2 separate regions of the Homo sapiens genome follow, and region 2 is linked to region 1. The links are chromatin loops, found by intact Hi-C in ENCODE. Cell type or tissue: PC-9. All regions are shown on one strand. Links, peaks and the distances in the headings refer to the core of each region. The heading gives the core; the rest is flanking DNA. Region 1 overlaps REV1 (REV1 DNA directed polymerase). Region 2 overlaps REV1 (REV1 DNA directed polymerase).

Region 1 (8,343 bases), core at 334-8,333:
GAGGCCGAGGTGGACAGATCACGTGAGGCGGGGAGTTTGAGACCAGCCTGACCAACATGGAGAAACCCTGTCTCTACTAAAAATAAAAAATTAGCCGGGCATGGTGGCGCATGCCTGTAATCCCAGCTACTCGGAAGGCTGAGGCAGGAGAATCGCTTGAACCCGGGAGGCGGAGGTTGCGGTGAGCCGAGATTGCACCATTGGACTCCAGCCTGGGCAACAAGAGCGAAACTCCATCTCAAAAAAAAAAAAAAGAAAGAAAGAAAAATTAGCCAGGCATGGGGGCTGTTTCTGCTAATCAGCAGGGATCTTCGAAAAAGAGACTCCGCCAATGCCTCTGTAATAACATCCAGGGAAAAGTTCTCCACACTAAGATGACTGATTTGCTTCTTTAAATAGGACTTTCCCTAGAACGGAGGAGGGCATTTAATCAGGATACCACTACTTGACAGAAATATCCTTCAGAAATAACACACTCCCTCTGTTTTTATCCTGTTCCAAGCAACCTCCTGAATTACAATGTGTCCTCTTGACTAAACCTACTCACTAAGAAGTGACTGCCCTGTATTGACAAACCATCCAATTATCAAGCTAGACTTGTAAACAAAAATTGCCTTCTAGTTTTCAGAGGAACTCTTGCAGACCAGGCTCCCAATTTAATTCCACATAACTTGATGACCTTGAGGAATGTGATAACAGTTTCTGAAACTGTGATTCACAACCTAAAATAACCTGCCAATCTCTCCTTATCCAGTAACTTTAACAGGGCAGCCAATTACTGTGTTTCAAAAAATTAGTTTAAAAAACGGATGAAGAGTGAATACATGAATGCAAAAGTACCCTTACCCTTAACATTTAGGGTACACCTTCAATAAACATTAACTACTGTTATAGTAATCTACTCTGCCAGTCTACAGAGTGAAAATCGAGTGAGACTACACACGTGGAAACCCTTTGAAAACTATAACACAGAGAACATCATTATTTTAAGTCAGTTATCCATGGTCTACAACATAATGATAACAGTAGACTAGATACGGACTCAAATCCCAATTCTACGACTGCCTAACAATGTGATTCAGAGTGAGTCTAACAGCACTGAGCCTAACATTTCTTCATCTATAAAACAAAGTTCGACTGCAGAATCTTTGTGGGGCCATGACTGGATGAAGGGTGGATATGGTGGGGAGAAGAAAAAAGTTGGGGGTAAAAACAGCAAGCAAGCAAGGTTCCAGTCTCTAAGCCCACCTTCAATTTTAGCAGCCATGCTTTTTTTCCCCCGTAAGTTTTAGGTTTAGGGTCTGAACAAGATTGTTCTTGAAGAAAAAGCACGACAACTTGAAAAAGACTGATAACTAAGAGTAATGAACTAAAAACTAAGTACAAAATTTCTTGGTTCTTTTCTGTTTCCATGTGACTCTGTAAGACAGTCACATGTGGAAATCTCCCAACCCTCGAAAGGTTCACAAGCTAAAACTCACCTACCAGCTAAAACTCAAGTAATCAAATTATAAAGACCAACTGAATTACAGGCTGTCAATACAGCCATGTCCAGTCCCCAGTGCTAACATGCAGTAACAACTAGCCAGGTGAGGTAAGGTTAAGGCAAATGGGAGAGCAGCTCTGTCTATGAGGAGCCCAGGGATCCTGAATGCCTACACAAGACTTCCTCTTTCCATTCTCTCAATAGGGATGTTCAAAACTCTATCAAGAGTCTCATCAAGGACATGCTTATTTAAAAATATAACAAGACTACTTATGCATGCATTTTTCCTAATGTTTTATCTTTTGCTGGAACACACTACTATCAGTTCATTCTAAACTTTATTCTGCTTTCTTTTTACTATAGTTATTGGTAGATTTTACTATCTACCCCGAGAATTATGTTTATCACCAGGAACATTCATTTTCATGTAAAAATGATATTTCCTAGCACTCTGGGGGGCCGAGGCGGGCAGATCACGAGGTCAGGAGATCGAGACCATACTGGCTAAAACGGTGAAACCCCGTCTCTACTAAAAATACAAAAAATTAGCCGGGCATGGTGGCGGTCACCTGTAGTCCCAGCTACGTGGGAGGCTGAGGCAGGAGAATGGCGTGAACCCGGGAGGTGGAGCTTGCAGTGAGCCGAGATTGCACCACTGCACTCCAGCCTGGGCAACAGAGCAAGACTCCATCTCAAAAAAAAAAAAAAGATATTTCATCTATTTACAAAATAATTACTAGCATTACAAGGTTCTAAACAGTTCATCACACACTAGAAAAACTTCCACTACATATCCACAAAATGTTCAAATGTTCAGTGTTAATCTGATGGTTACATATCTGTAACTCTAAAGTCTGTTGATTAACTAATGAAATTCATTTTGAGTGGCTTTTAATCAGTCTTTATTAATACAGTCATATATAAATGTATACATTTGTAAAAAGCAAAGTAGAGGTTCCTCTTCAGACTCTCCTCCCCGTGTAATTAGGAATAAATAGTAACTTCTCTTAGAAGCAAAATTTATTCAAAGACCTGTGCTAACATTCTTAAACATCTGCTAGCCGTAATAAAGAAATCAATGTACTTTATGTTCTTAGCTCCCACAATTTAGCCTAAATATTTGCCCCGGCAAGCTTATACTGGTCCAAGCAAGCGTTAGGTCATAGCCTGTTCCTCTTCCTTATTTGAAGGTGTTTTTACCTTTCTCTACATTCCACAAGTTACTTCCTCCTTCCTTTGTTCTCCTCTGCCTTTGCCTCTTTTAAAACAAGATTGGCTAAGTTGCTAGCCAATCAGAACAAATACAGAATGTGAGGTCCTGTTCCAGCCAATGGAAACCGGGCATAGCAGCAGGGTGGACGCATCAGGTTATAAATGACCCGGTCTCCTTTGTTCGGTGTACTCTCATGGCAAAACTGCTGGCGAGTGTACCCTTTCTGCAGAAAGTATAAAAATGGCCTTGCTGAGGAAATTAAATTTATGTTCAAGTGCTACTTCTTTACAGCACCAGGGAACAAGCATTCCAAAGAGGTTTATCCTATCTTTATGTAATAGTTATCTAAGAAATATTTACTGAATGTAGTTACAAATTGACATGCAAAGAATATGCAATGAATGAATGTGCACATTATAGTAGCATAACATAATTCATGAATATGACACAAATGCAAAGAAAGCAGCCTGTGGCCACCCCTTATCTAGGCAAGGTTGAAACACAATTTGCCTTTGGTGCCCTGCCATATCTCTACTCAACACCTCTCTGTTTTCAGTGCCTCTTTATCTTACTTAGCTGTCAATTCTCTGCTAAGGCATTTATTGACAACTAAGGAACTGGTTAATAAAGGGCTTAAGGTATGATCCAACCCAGGGTCATCTGTGTTTAAAAGAACCTCTTCATGACCATTCAATGAGGAAAGGACAATCTTTTCAACAAATGGTGATAGGAAAACTGGATATCACATGCAAAAGAAGTTGGACCTTTACACCATGTTAAAAAAAAACTTAAAGTGTACAAAAGACATAAATATAAGAGCTAAAACTATCAAACTCTTGGGAGAAAACATAAAAGCTTCATGACACTGGATTTTGCAATGACTTTTTGGGGAAAATGTAACAGAAAAAAACAGATAAACTGGACTACATAAAAATTTAAAACTTCTGTGAATCACAGGGCAAAAAAGGGTTAAAAGGCAATCCACAGAATGGGAGAAAATATCTGCAAATCATATCTGATAAGGGGTTCATACACTTACCAATATAAAGAACTCCTACCATAAACTGTAATAATAAACACACAACGCCACTAAGAAATAAAAAAAGGATCTGAACAGACACTTCTCTAAAGAAGATAGACAAATGGCCAATAAGCACACAAAAAAACGTTCAGTGTCATTAATCACTATGGAAATGCAAATAGAAACCACAATGAGATACCACCTCACACCCAGCAGGATAGCTACTATTAAAAAAAAAAAAAAAAAAAAAACAAGTGTTGATAAGGATAGGAAGAAATTGGGCCCCCGAGCCCTGTTGGTGGGAATATAAAATGGTGCAGCTGATATGAGAAACAGTATGGCAGTTACTCAAAAAATCTGAAATAGAATTATCATGTAATTCCACTTGTGAGTATATATCCAAAGGCACTGAAACCTGAGACACAAAGAGGTATTTATTTGTACATTCATATTAATAAGCATTATTCACAATAGCCAAAAGGTGGAAGCAACCCAAGTGTCCATCCACAGATGAATGGGTAAACAAAATGTGGTATATACATACAACGAAATACTATTCAGCCTTAAAAGGAAGGAAATTCCAAAGCGTGCTACAACTTGCATGAACCTTGAAGGCATTATGGTAAGTGAAATAAACCATTCACAAAAAGACAAATACTGTATGATTCTACCTATATGAAGTATTTAAAGTAGTTAAATTCAGAGACAGAAAGCAGAATGGTGGTTGCGGGTGGAGTTACTGTTTAACAGGTAGAGTCTCAGGCAAGGTGAAGAGTTCTGGAGATGGATAGTGGTGATGGTTGCACAACAATGTGAATGTACTTAATGTGACTGAACAGTTAAAATGGTAAACTTTTATATGTATCGTACCACAATTAAGAAGAAAAGAGTTTTTTAAAAAAGTAGTTCTGAAGCTGGAAACACTGTATAGGCACCTGCAAGCTGCAGTGGACAGGATCTTCAGGTGGGGTGCAAAGCTGGGAAAAAGGCTACTTCAAGAAATCTGTACAGCAGTACCTGGGTGTTTTGTTTGTTTTTTACTTTGAATTGGCAGTAGTGGGAGGCCATTTGTAGAATTTACAAGAACCAGGTATTGCCTTTATGAGTGACTAAGTACATAAAGTGCTAGCACGCATGCCCTAAAAAAAGTTTGGTAACAGTCTGCTCCAATGTGCTCTTATTCTGTCCTTTAATGGTAAAAGTTTTAACAGCACAAACAGCTTTTTATGTAACATTTAGATATAAAAATACAGCTGTTTGTGGGTTTTGTTTTGATTCAACCTTACAGACCATCATTGTCTACGGCTACAGTTTTCAAACAATTGCTGAAGTTGTACGGGCACTACAGACATGCACATCCCACAAACTAGTCAGGTTTTGATCTTGAAGGGACTCTCACCAAGGTATATAAAACAAAACAAAAGGCCGGGCCTGGTGGCTCATGCCTGTAATCCCAGTACTTTGGGAGGCTGAGGTGGGCAGATCATTTGAGGTCAGGAGTTTGAGACCAGCTTGACCAATGTGATGAAACCCTGTCTCCAAAAATCCAAAAAAAATATTAGCTGGGAGTGGTGGCGCATGCCTGTAGTCCCAGCTACTCAGGAGGCTGAGGCAGGAGAGTCACTTGAACCCAGGAGGCAGAGGTTGCAGTGAGCCAAGATCGTGCCACTGCACTCCAGCCTGGGCGACAGAGCGAGACTGTCTCAAAAAAAAAAAAAAGAAAAGAAAAGAAAAGAAAAAAGAAAAAAATTCAGACACCTAGGTGAAGGGCACAATTTCCCAGAAGTACAAGTACTGGCTCTGGAAACCTCTACTTGCTTTTAGCGACTGATTCTAAACCAAGCCAACAGTTCACATTCTAAGCATAGTGCTGCGTGTCTTTCATGTATTTAAGATATCTTTTAAAAATATACAAGTCTAAGATATTTAGATCAGGCTTTATTCCTAACCTAATAAAACCCATTTTTGCCACTTTATGTGTTTTTTTTACACCTTCAGCATACTGAAACATTTTCCTGTTGCTAATTTTTTCTGCTGCAATAAAACAATTTCTGTACCAGATGAGATACTATCTTGATAAACACAGAATTCAAAGAACTTCAATCTATCAAAGTGGCACACAGCACTCTCCACAGAAAAAATTACAGGTTTTGGTACATAAGCCTTTTCTTGAAGTAAGTATGATCTTTCCATCTTTTCTTGGGACATTCTCTATTATTCCTTCATCACTGACTTGTGTTTATACACTGCTTTGTAATGCTAAGTACAGTATGCAATCCTGCTAGGTGTTCCTTTTCAAAAATAGTTTTTCTTGCTCTATTTATAAAAGCAATTCGTGTTTATTGCAGAAAATTGGAAAATACAGAAAACAGAAAAGGAAAGAATTACCCAAATTCCTACCACCTAAAAAAATTCACCTATTAACTGACACTTTATATTTCCTTCCTTTTAGTGTTCCTTTAATTTTTAACATTCAAATTTAATTTATTTACATTTCACATTACTAGTAATACCTTTCACTTCTGAAGTATCCTTAGTTTTCCAAGACCCCTTTACATCTACCATTTATCTTTACAACTCATCCATAGAGTGAGTCAGCCAAGTCCTATTTATTTTGCACACAATAGTTGACTTCTAGGGTAGAGAAGCTAAAAAGTTCTGTAAGGCTGCACTGCTGGCTTGTGGTACAAAATCATACTCATCTTCTACAAAATTATGTTCCCAAATCTTCAATGGAAAAAATAATAATGGTATCAATATGAACTGCTAAAAAGTTAAGAATACTCCTATTGATCTGAAGTAACCTAACACAATTCAACAAAACAGATGCTTCTTCACCAGGTAATCTAGCAACAGTCTGGATCATAATAGAGCCATATATGTAACAAAACTAAGGAAGAAAACAGGTCCTACAATTAAGCTCCATCTAGACCCCAACTAGTCCATATTGATAAGCAGAAGTCGGGAGCGATGGCTCACGCCTGTAATTCCAGCACTTTGGGAGGCTGAGGCAGGCGAATCACATGAGATCAGAAGTTTGAGACCAGCCTGACCAACATGGTGAAACCCTGTCTCTATTAAAAAGAAAAAAATCAGCCGAGCATGGTAGCAGGAACCTGTAATCCCAGCTACTTGGGGGACTGAGGCACGACAATCACTTGAACGCGGTAGGCAGAGGTTGCAATGAGCCGAGATTGTGCCACTACACTCCAGCCTGGGCAACAGAGTGAGACTCCGTTTCAAAAAAGAAAAAAAAAAAAGAAGTAGAGATTCAAAGACAGCATCAACTTTGTTGCTAACCGGTTCTCTGAACTTAAGCAAGTCATAATCAGTCATATTTTAGTTCCTCCGTATGTGGAAAGAGTTGGACCTGTTTGAAATGCTTGTTCCCCGGTGCCATAAAGAAACAGCACTTGAACATAAATTTAATTTATTTAGTAAGGCCATTTTTATTTCCTGCAGAAAAGGTACACTCGCCAGCAGTTTTGCCATGAGAGTACAAGGAACAAAGGAGACAGGGTCATTTATAACCTGATGCGTCCATCATACTGCTGTGTCTGGTTTCCATTGGCTGGAACGGGACCTCACATTCTGTATTTGTTCCGATTGGCTAGCAACTTAGAACTTTTTAAAAGAGGCAAAGGTGGAGGAGAACAAAGGAAGGAGGAAGTAACTTGTGGAATGCTGAGAAGGATAAAAACACTTTTAAATAAGGAAGAGAACAGGATATGACCTAATGCTTGCTTGGACCAGTATAAGCATGCCAGGGCAAATATTTAGGAGCACAGGTCTTTGAATAAATTTTGCTTCTAAGAGAAGTTACTATTTATTTCTAATCAGATGGGGAGGAAAGTCTTTGAAGAGGTACATCTACTTTTACTTTTTACAGACCTGACAAATTCTAGAGTCTTTTGCAATTTTTTAAATGTACATGATTCTGCGCTTGAACCCAGGAGGCAGAGATTGCAGTGAGCCGAGATTGAGCCACTGTACTACAGCTTGGGTGACAAAGCAACACTCTGTCTCAAAAAAAAAATAAATAGGCCAGGCACAGTGGCTCACGCCTGTACTCCCAGCACTTTGGGAGGCCGAGGTGGGTGGATAACAAGGTCAGGAGTTCAAGACCAGCCTGGTCAACATGGTAAAACCCCATCTCTACTAAAAAATACAAAAATTAGTCAGGCGTGGTGGTGGGAGCCTATAATCCCAGCTACTCCGGAGGCTGAGGCAGAGAACTGCTTGAACCTAAGAGGCGGAGGTTGCAGCAAGCTGAGATCATGCCACTGCACTCCAGCCTGGGTGACAGAGTGAGACTTCGTCTCAAAAAAATAAATAAATGAAAATAAACAAATGTGTATGATTCTACACATCTAGTTTTAAAAACGCTTTCAACAAACACATACATATTATGCAACTTTACGTAACTTTTTCTATGCTTGCCAAAAAACAACAAGATGTACCTATCCACAGATGTGGCTGTGCAGTAAGAATCCTAACCCAAACAGATGTTTGGCCTTTGCCCTTGGTTCCTGGGAGGTAATCCTTTCTTTTCCCCCCCTTCACATGGTCCAAGATGAGACTGGGAGGTAACCTCTAAGCCCTTAGAACGTCCACCTTATGGGA
Region 2 (8,343 bases), core at 205-8,204, 52 kb before region 1:
TGTGGCCAGGGCAGTGAGGAACTGAACTGGTAGTTTTATTTAACTTTAATTTAACTCATATTGTACTAGCTTCACTTGGCTACGTAGCTACTGTATTAGTGCAGACTTTATGAATGCCTACATGATCATGGTGGTTCTCTGAAAATGGGATAGAGAGGGAATCCATATGCTAGATGCACAAACCTAGCAAAGGCTGAATGAGGTGCAGAGGGCCCTTCATTGAAGAGTGCATGCGCAGGTAAAAAGCCCTGCAAAGATCCAGAGAAAAAGTAGAAATGGTTCTTCAAACTGTAATAGTCGTTGGGGTCAATCCTTTCTTTCATTAGGTAACCGGATCATATTAAGAAACGTATTTATTAGTGTAATACACAATTATTATTCTGTGGAGTCTCCTAAAGCAAAAACTTACTATTGTGTTTTTCCTTCTTATGTAGTTATTCTAATTGTTTATTACTGTGCGCAGCACGTATGTGGTCACTAAACATTTATGGGTACAAGGGACTAAAGAGGTTGGAGATGGGGCAAGTTACCACTGAATTTCTCCTGGTTATGGTTAGAGAGCCAAGTTCCTCCAAAGCGTGTTCCACAAGATATAAATAGGTACTGTATATTTATCACCAAATATCTTTGAGAAATTACTAGTCTTTAACAAAGATAAATAGGTTTCTTTTCTAAAATAATTCCCAGGACTTTCACTGTACAAACCCCTCCACCACAGAAGGTTCCCTCTCCTATATGAAACCCCTTTTTAAAGGAACAGCTTATAATCTGTGGAACACACTTCAGGACAGGAGTAACAATGGAGAAGGGAGATATTTTATAGACCTGAAATGTTCTATAACAGTCAGGTTAAGGATTTGGGGATTTTATGAAAACCACATGAACCACTGTGAGCAATACAGAACCTGGCTCTGAAGAAGAGAAGGCCAACTCTGCTGCCCTATCTTTCAAATCTCCCTTAGGAAATTCAAGGCTGTGCCTCAGCTTGGCCAGGACATGTAACTTCACACTTGCCCTTCAAGAAATAAAGTCTCACTGGGCACGGTGGCTCATGCCTATAATCCCAGCACTTTGGGAGGCCGAGGCGGGCGGATCATGAGGTCAGGAGACCGAGACAGAGGTGAAACTCCATCTCTACTAAAAATACAAAAAATTAGCCGGCTGTGTGGTGGGTGCCTGTAGTCCCAGCTACTCGGGAGGCTGAGGCAGGAGAATGGCGTGAACCCAGAAGGCAGAGCTTGCAGTGAGCCGAGATCGCACCATTGCACTCTAGCCTGGGCAACAGAGCAAGACTCCATCTCAAAAAAAAAAAAAAAAAAAAAGAAATAAAGTCTTTCCAGCCAGGAAGCAAATGAAGGTGAATGGTAGGATTACTAGGTCAAGTAGCTAAAACGTCCCTATTTCTATTAAAACAAAGAAAACTACAAAAAGGGTTCGATTTAAAGATGGTGTTTTGGACTAAACTGTGTCTTCCCCAAATTTATATGCTGAAGTCCTGACCCCAGTACTTCACCATGTGACTGTATTTGTTTTTGTTTTGTTTTTTTCAACACAGTCTCACTCTGTCACCCATGCTGGAGTGCAGTGGTGCGATCTTGGCTCGCTGCAACCTCTGCCTCTCGGGCTCAAGCGATTCTTGTGCCTCAGCCTCCTGAGTAGCTGGGACTACAGGCATGTGCCACCTACCCCCAGCTAATTTTTTTTGTAGTTCTAGTAGAGACAGGGTTTCACCATGTTGGCCAGGCTGGTCTTGAACTCCTGGCCTCAAATGATCCATCTGCCTCGGCCTCCCACAGTGCTGGGATTACAGGTGTGAGTCACCATGCCCGGCCACAGTGTGACTGTATTTGGACACAGAATCTTTAAAGGGTAATTAAGATAAAACAAGGTCATATTGATGAGCCTAATCCAACATGACTGGTATCCTCACAAGAAGAGATCAGGACGGAGACATGCATATGGGGAAGGCCATGTGAAGACACAGGGAGAGGAGGGTCACCTACAAGCCAAGCAGAGGCTTCAGAAAGAGCCAACCCTGCTGACACCTTGATCTTGAACTTCCAGCCTCCAGAACTGTGAGACAACGCATTTCTGTTGTTTATGCACCCCAGTCTGTGGTACTTTGTTATGGCACCCCTAGAAAACTAATACAGATGGCTAGTGTAATAAACTTAAAACTCAAATTTTACATGCAACTTTAAATATACCAGTTCCTTCTTATATAAAACTTCAGTAAGATTTCTTATTAAAAATGTTTAAACTGTGTTGTCTACTACAGTAATTTGCTAGTTTGATTTTATAAAGTATTCTCAAATTAAATGTGAAACTAACCATCAAAAATGTCATATTACACATTTCTGACACTAATACATCGTTTTAAGTTATATACTACGGGGGTCAGGAAGCTTTAAAACTAACCTACCATAAAATGCCATTTCTGTCGTTTAATATTTATGGCCTGTTAACAGAAACTTCTAAGTTAGTTCGGACATACTTTTATTAGGCTTAAAAATAGGCATCTAAAAATGCCACTAAATCTACTTTTAACAAATGAATTTTAAAACTTTCACTATAAATGAAGATGGAAGACTTTACAAAGCTGACAGAGGCACTTTATAATAAATAGGTAACTACACAAAAATATGAAATAACTGAACATCCTGCCCCTTAGGTGAGAAAGGTTAAGATGGAAGGTTTTTTTCCATGAGTGGAGTTAATTGAAAACACAATCCTTCTTTACGTTTCCTTTTTCCTAATACAGCTCACACACATTCTATTTATACTTTTAAAAGTACTTGTTTAATAAACTCAGAAAACTGTCGCTAGTCCTGCAGCATGACATAGGAGAATCGAAGCTCAAAACTTTTATCTTTAGCCCAGGAGTAAACTATTTCAATAATCATTTATTTAAAGGACTGAAAGTCAATTTCATCATCCTCCCTTTTAACATTGTTTCTTAGAATCTTGCTACTTGAGAAATACCTAAAGTAAAACTGAATAGAAGCAAAACAAAAATGTAACATTAAGGTCCTGACAAATCATTTTAGGGGATATTTAATGCAGAATTCCAAATTTTGTTTTTCATGGCACTCAATAAGACTTAAAAATTTTTATATTCATGTCTGGGCAAAAAGAGGTCTCACAGTTCTATATTATAGATATGAAAAGTACTTGTAATGCCTGTAATAAAAGTATTGTTAAAATATTTCTATTTACCTGGTAGATTGGTCACTAGCTGGCCTCTGATAAAATCATCTACTTCTTCTGGTTTTAGGTGGTACTGCCCATCTGGTTTTGCTTTTCTAGTTGCCATTCTAGCCAGGAGAATATTAGAACCTATTAAAAAAAAAAGTCATCCAAGAAATAGTCACAATTATTTTTTAAATTTCTCAACAAAGATCTCTTCATACAGGTTATCCATCAAGTTTCTAAAAACAATGAAAATAAATTTTGATTATTTCAAATAAGGTGTAGAATTTTGCTAAGTATTTAGATTATAACCAACAGAGTACCTGGACAGAGGTTTCTCTTTGCTCTAACGCAAGTGCCACTTCAGCATCTAACCAGAAGCAGGAATAGAGAAAGCAGTCCTGATTTTTTTTTTTTTTTTTTTTTTGGGGGATGGAGGCTCACTCTGTTGCCCAAGCTGGAGTGTAGTGGTTGTGATCTCAGCTCACTGCAAGTTCCGCCTCCTGGGCTCCAGCCATTCTCCTGCCTCAGCCTCCCGAGTAGCTGGGACTACAGGCGCCCACCACCATGCCCGGCTAATTTTTCTGTATTTTTACAGACGGGGTTTCACCATGTTAGCCAGGATGGTCTCGATCTCCTGACCTCATGATCCACCCGCCTCAGCCTCCCAAAGTGCTGGGACTACAGGAATGAGCCACCGTGCCCAATCAGCAGTCCTGATCTTCAGAGTGGGTGTCTGTAGGAATTGAAGGCCATGATCAAAGAGTAGTTCATGTTCCCAACCACAGGAGACAGAGGAGGTAGGGAAATGACAATAAAAAGTGCGCGACTGGACTGGGGAAACCAGAAAGCCCAAAGCAGCAGTGGGAACTGAGGGTAGAAGAGTCCTCAAAACACAGAGACAGGCAGTGAGGTTCACGGTGTAGGTGTGGGCAGGGGCCACAGAAGCAGTGGAGGAAAAGGGCACCAAGCCCTGAGAAGGGGCAGGGATCTGCAGAGCTCAGCTGCTAGGTGGGCTTCTCCGTGAATAATAAAATCTCCAAAGGGAAGACTTATATTGAGGACATATCTTGGTTTTATAGAAGACTTATATAAACAGAGATTCACGAACAGGGAAAGTTCTGGGAAGTCACACCAAAATGATAAAAGTAGTGAGTTCAGGGGAGGGGAAAGGCACTGAGGAGTGGAAATATAAAGTGGGACTTTGGCATTACATATGCTTGAACTTAAAAGAATGGATTCACATGATCACTTATAAATGAAAATTAAGGACAATTAAAAACAAAAAAATAAAATTGTGCCTGACAATGGAATATAGAATTCCTAAGTGAAATGTTACCAATGTCTGTGGGCCAACATCAGGGGGTAAAAGGTAGGCTAGCCAGTAGCTGTAGGAATGCTGGGAATGTATTAATCATACTTTTTATTTTCTGTATCTCGCAGTGTTTTGAAATCTTAAAAATCCTGCTGGCTGGGGAGAGACTGCCCTCCCAGGGCTGGCTAATTCCTAAAGACAGTAAACCTCTTACCTGGAAGCACACTTGTCATATGCAACCTAACCACCTCCTGCCCTAAATTGTCCCAGGGCCAGCTACCAGGCAACTAGGGACCACCCCTATAGCCCAGAGCCCACCAGAATTACTCAAACTAGCCACTCCTAAAGTGTTTCCTCAGCCCTGCCTTGCCTTTCTGAAAAAAACCCTAACAAAGGCTCTGGAGCCTAGGCGCTCCGTCTGCCACTCCTTCAGCTTCTGTCTCCTAACCACCCTGGTGCTTCCCCAGTAGTCCTGTGTAGCACGGTGTGCCCCTCCTCTCGGGAAATGGAAGTAACAAATTCTTCTTTCAATGGCATTAGCCTCTCTGCATCATCACTCAGTCATTAGTAAATTTCATGGGTACAAAGGAGACAGGGAACTTTGGAAGAAGAAGGGTTTTTGGATGAAGATGGAGGAATAATGGTTGAAAGTGACAATGGCAAGCTAAGACAGTTAACTTTACCTTCCAAGCCTGTGGTATACTGAGTATGGCAGGGACAAACTGGCTCTAGTAACAGAATGGCAAGAAAAGGGGTATCTTGCCAGAAGGTAATGAGTGGGTTAAGAAAGGAAGAGGTGACTCAGGGAAGCTTAAGTATGAAAGAGTTCCAGAGGACACGGCTGGAAGAATCAACAAAAAAGCAGGGTAAGTGCTGGGAGCAGCTGTGGAAACAAAGTACAAGGTTTAAAGACAGCATGGATGGAGATGGAGGAGAGACTGGACAGTTACTGAGAGCACTTGGAGTCAGGGTGACTTCTAGAACTGAGTGAAGACAGGAATAGCTCCATGTGCCGGGAGGCTGAAGTGCAGAGAGTAACAAGACTCAGACTTAACACGCAACTCTAAACCCATACCACCACCTAGCTTTAAATACGGTTTCCGTTCACTTTTGGGAAAAAAAAAACTGTTTACAAATGTTGAATGAAACCTTCCCAATTTTTTAAGAATAAGTAAGAAATATTCTAACTTATTTATTGCGAAGATTATCAACCATTTACTTATATTTCCAGCACTTATCTCGTGTGTCACACAATTGTAAGCAATGCTAAAAACGGTTTTACAAGTGAGAGGAAGCTAATAAAAAGAAAAACTCCATAAAATTAACTGATATTCAAGAATCTCAAAGCAACTCTTTTGAGTACAAGATAAGCTAGATACTAACCAATTCCAACAGAGGCAGCACATTTCGTCTGGTCTTTGATTTCCATACGAACAGCATTTGCAAATTCATCAGGAGTAAGTTTGGTCTCTGCAAGGATTTCGGTAATGTCTACCAGCGCTTCATCACAACTGACAGCTTCAATGTTATGAGTGTAGCTATCAACACAGAGCAAAGGCAACGAATCACAGCCACAGCCACCATCTGGTAGACCCAATGTTGCAAAATAGTCTTCTTATCCTCTCTTTTTTCTATTTCCTCACAAAGCATTTTAAATGAATTGGCTGAAGTACCATTTTAGTCACCCAACTTTTAACTGCAAAGTTAATTAGTGTGTTCTCTTTCTCCTTATTAACTACCAAAATACAGCATATTGGATAGGAAAATGTTTGAGGAGTAAAATAACCAACAAAAAAAATTTAAACACAAAAAAACAAAAACACAGCATAAATTATTATTTCAGTTTCTCTATACTGACAATACTTCTATAAACCTTTGAAGAGTTGAAAACCGGTGGGTGAATTTGAACTGTCAAAACATTTAATCTAATGGTTTATGAGAATCCTTTAAGGAACAGAAAAATTAGACAAATCAGTAATTGCTACTCTCCTAAAACCAAAATATCACAGTTAAATTCCACTCACTGTAGCAGGCCTAGAATACAGAAGGAAAAAGTGGCCAGTCATCCCAACTGCTTGTCTGAGAATAGTTATCTACACTCTCTGCATGTGGACATACTTTTTAAAAAATCATCTCATAGGATCTATCCACAAAAAGGATTTGTTTTAATTAGAGAAAAGAAAAAGGAAGACAAGAGTTGCTATGTGGCCCCCATGCTAATACGAGGACTAAGAAATCACAAAATAGAACTGGACCAGAAATGGGAGGAAACTTTCCCAAGAGGCCTCAGGATCAAAACTATGTCTTTCATAATCCACTTGGTAATGTAGACTAGGAGGGCGGTCCTCATCTCTCACCTACACCTTACTGTAGGTAGGTTACAATCAGATTAAGATCTCTATTAAAGAAATAATCTATTAAAGAAATAAGTATGTTTTGTTTAGGCTTAAAGTATGACATTTTTAAGAACAGAAGGGTATATCTGGTATGAGGTATTTTGCTTCAGAGTGAAAGCTGCCCTGAGACAGGGAGAATATGAAGCTGAGATAGGATTTCCCAAGGGTGGTAGAAGAACACTACTGTGGATATTTTTCCCCTAAGAATAGAAACATGCCACTGAAACTGTCTCCAGCCTTCTACTGGGACCGTGTGCATGTGACTGTGTAGGAGTATAGGTCACAGCTCTCTCTCACATCCTCATAACCTCAGGCACAGGCTGATGCTTGCTCTAGGGCTTCAATACCCAGGACACAGGAGCACCACAGTACTGACCTCAGTCACCCATCCCTATCTAGCCCTCGTTTGGATGCTACCACTGACTTCCTCCTTTCAAAGAGGATTTAAAGCACGTTCCACTTGACAATACCAACATTCCTGTATTTGGGATTTATTTATTTAGTTACCCAACTTATAACTGGAAAGTTAATTAGTGTGTTCTCTTTGTGTTAATAGAATAGCTATAATAAGTGTCTTATCATTCAGCACTCACTCCTACATAATGACGCCAGGAAATAATCAGTTCCTTCACATTTTCTCTCTCTCTCCTACTAAAGCAAGCTCCCACAAGGGCAAGGATTAGATATTCCCTTCTGGACTAGCAGCATCTAGCAGTCACCTGTACTTAGCAGATACTGGTGTTCAAATTAACGCATAAAAAGGAAGAGGCAGAGGTGAAAACAGAGGCAAGAAGTCTATCTCTTGGAACATTAATACTGCCCAGGAGTTGACAAACCTTGGCCTAACATCCAGTAAATGCATTTTTACTGGAACTACACCAAGCCCATTCATATACATTCCCCGTGGCTGCTTTCCATTCACAACGCAGAACTGAGAACTTCTGTTGAGTGACAGAAACTTTATCTGGCTCCCTTCAGAAAACTATGCTGACCCCTGGTTTACAGCATAATAGGCTGGTTATACTTTTAAGAAATTTGAGTCCTGAGTTAATATGGAATATATCTACACTTTTAAATATTTTTAAATACATCTACAATTTTAAATATTTTTAAAATTAATCACCTTTTCTCAAGCCAACTCATCAACCATTTTGAAACTATTATTAAAGACCCACTTTTATGAAAACTAACTTTTGGCATATCCAATGATTTTAAGAAGATAAAGGTTTTAAAGTGTCTCCACTTGTTATCAACCCATCAGTTCTAATTTTGAACAAAACTATAATTAAAATGAAATAAAAGAGAAAAACCAGGTTAAAAAATTCCATCCTTCATCTATCTGGCTCCATGGGAAGAAAACCAGAACCACAGACTAGAAGTAATATAAGCAAATAATCAGATCTTACATCAACCAAGGAAGCACATGAACAATTTTGGCAATAC

The links. Hi-C counts contacts between places; a loop is a spot of excess contacts. Peaks named below come from ENCODE experiments on the same cell type or tissue, not always from the same donor. Only the 100,000 strongest peaks of a DNase experiment are listed, where the experiment ranks them.
Region 2: a loop joins it to region 1, with 6 times the contacts of the local background. A loop is called at or near these places in 8 of 110 quality-filtered maps.

What each region holds. Positions count from the first base shown.
Region 1 is chr2:99,467,941-99,476,283 of GRCh38, forward strand. All of the region lies in intron 1 of REV1 (REV1 DNA directed polymerase), which reads right to left. Among named protein-coding and RNA genes, the nearest start is that of REV1, 18 kb to the right of the region's middle. RefSeq lists an enhancer at 7,657-8,320. In PC-9, for the core only: no CTCF peak of the experiment used is centred there; no DNase peak of the experiment used is centred there; H3K27ac peaks cover 782 bases.
Region 2 is chr2:99,415,612-99,423,954 of GRCh38, forward strand. REV1 (REV1 DNA directed polymerase) reads right to left here. Exons shown (of 23, transcript NM_016316.4): 11 at 5,888-6,042; 12 at 3,217-3,336. Among named protein-coding and RNA genes, the nearest start is that of REV1, 70 kb to the right of the region's middle. RefSeq lists silencers at 7,115-7,164, 7,215-7,284. In PC-9, for the core only: no CTCF peak of the experiment used is centred there; a DNase peak (open chromatin) is centred at 4,610.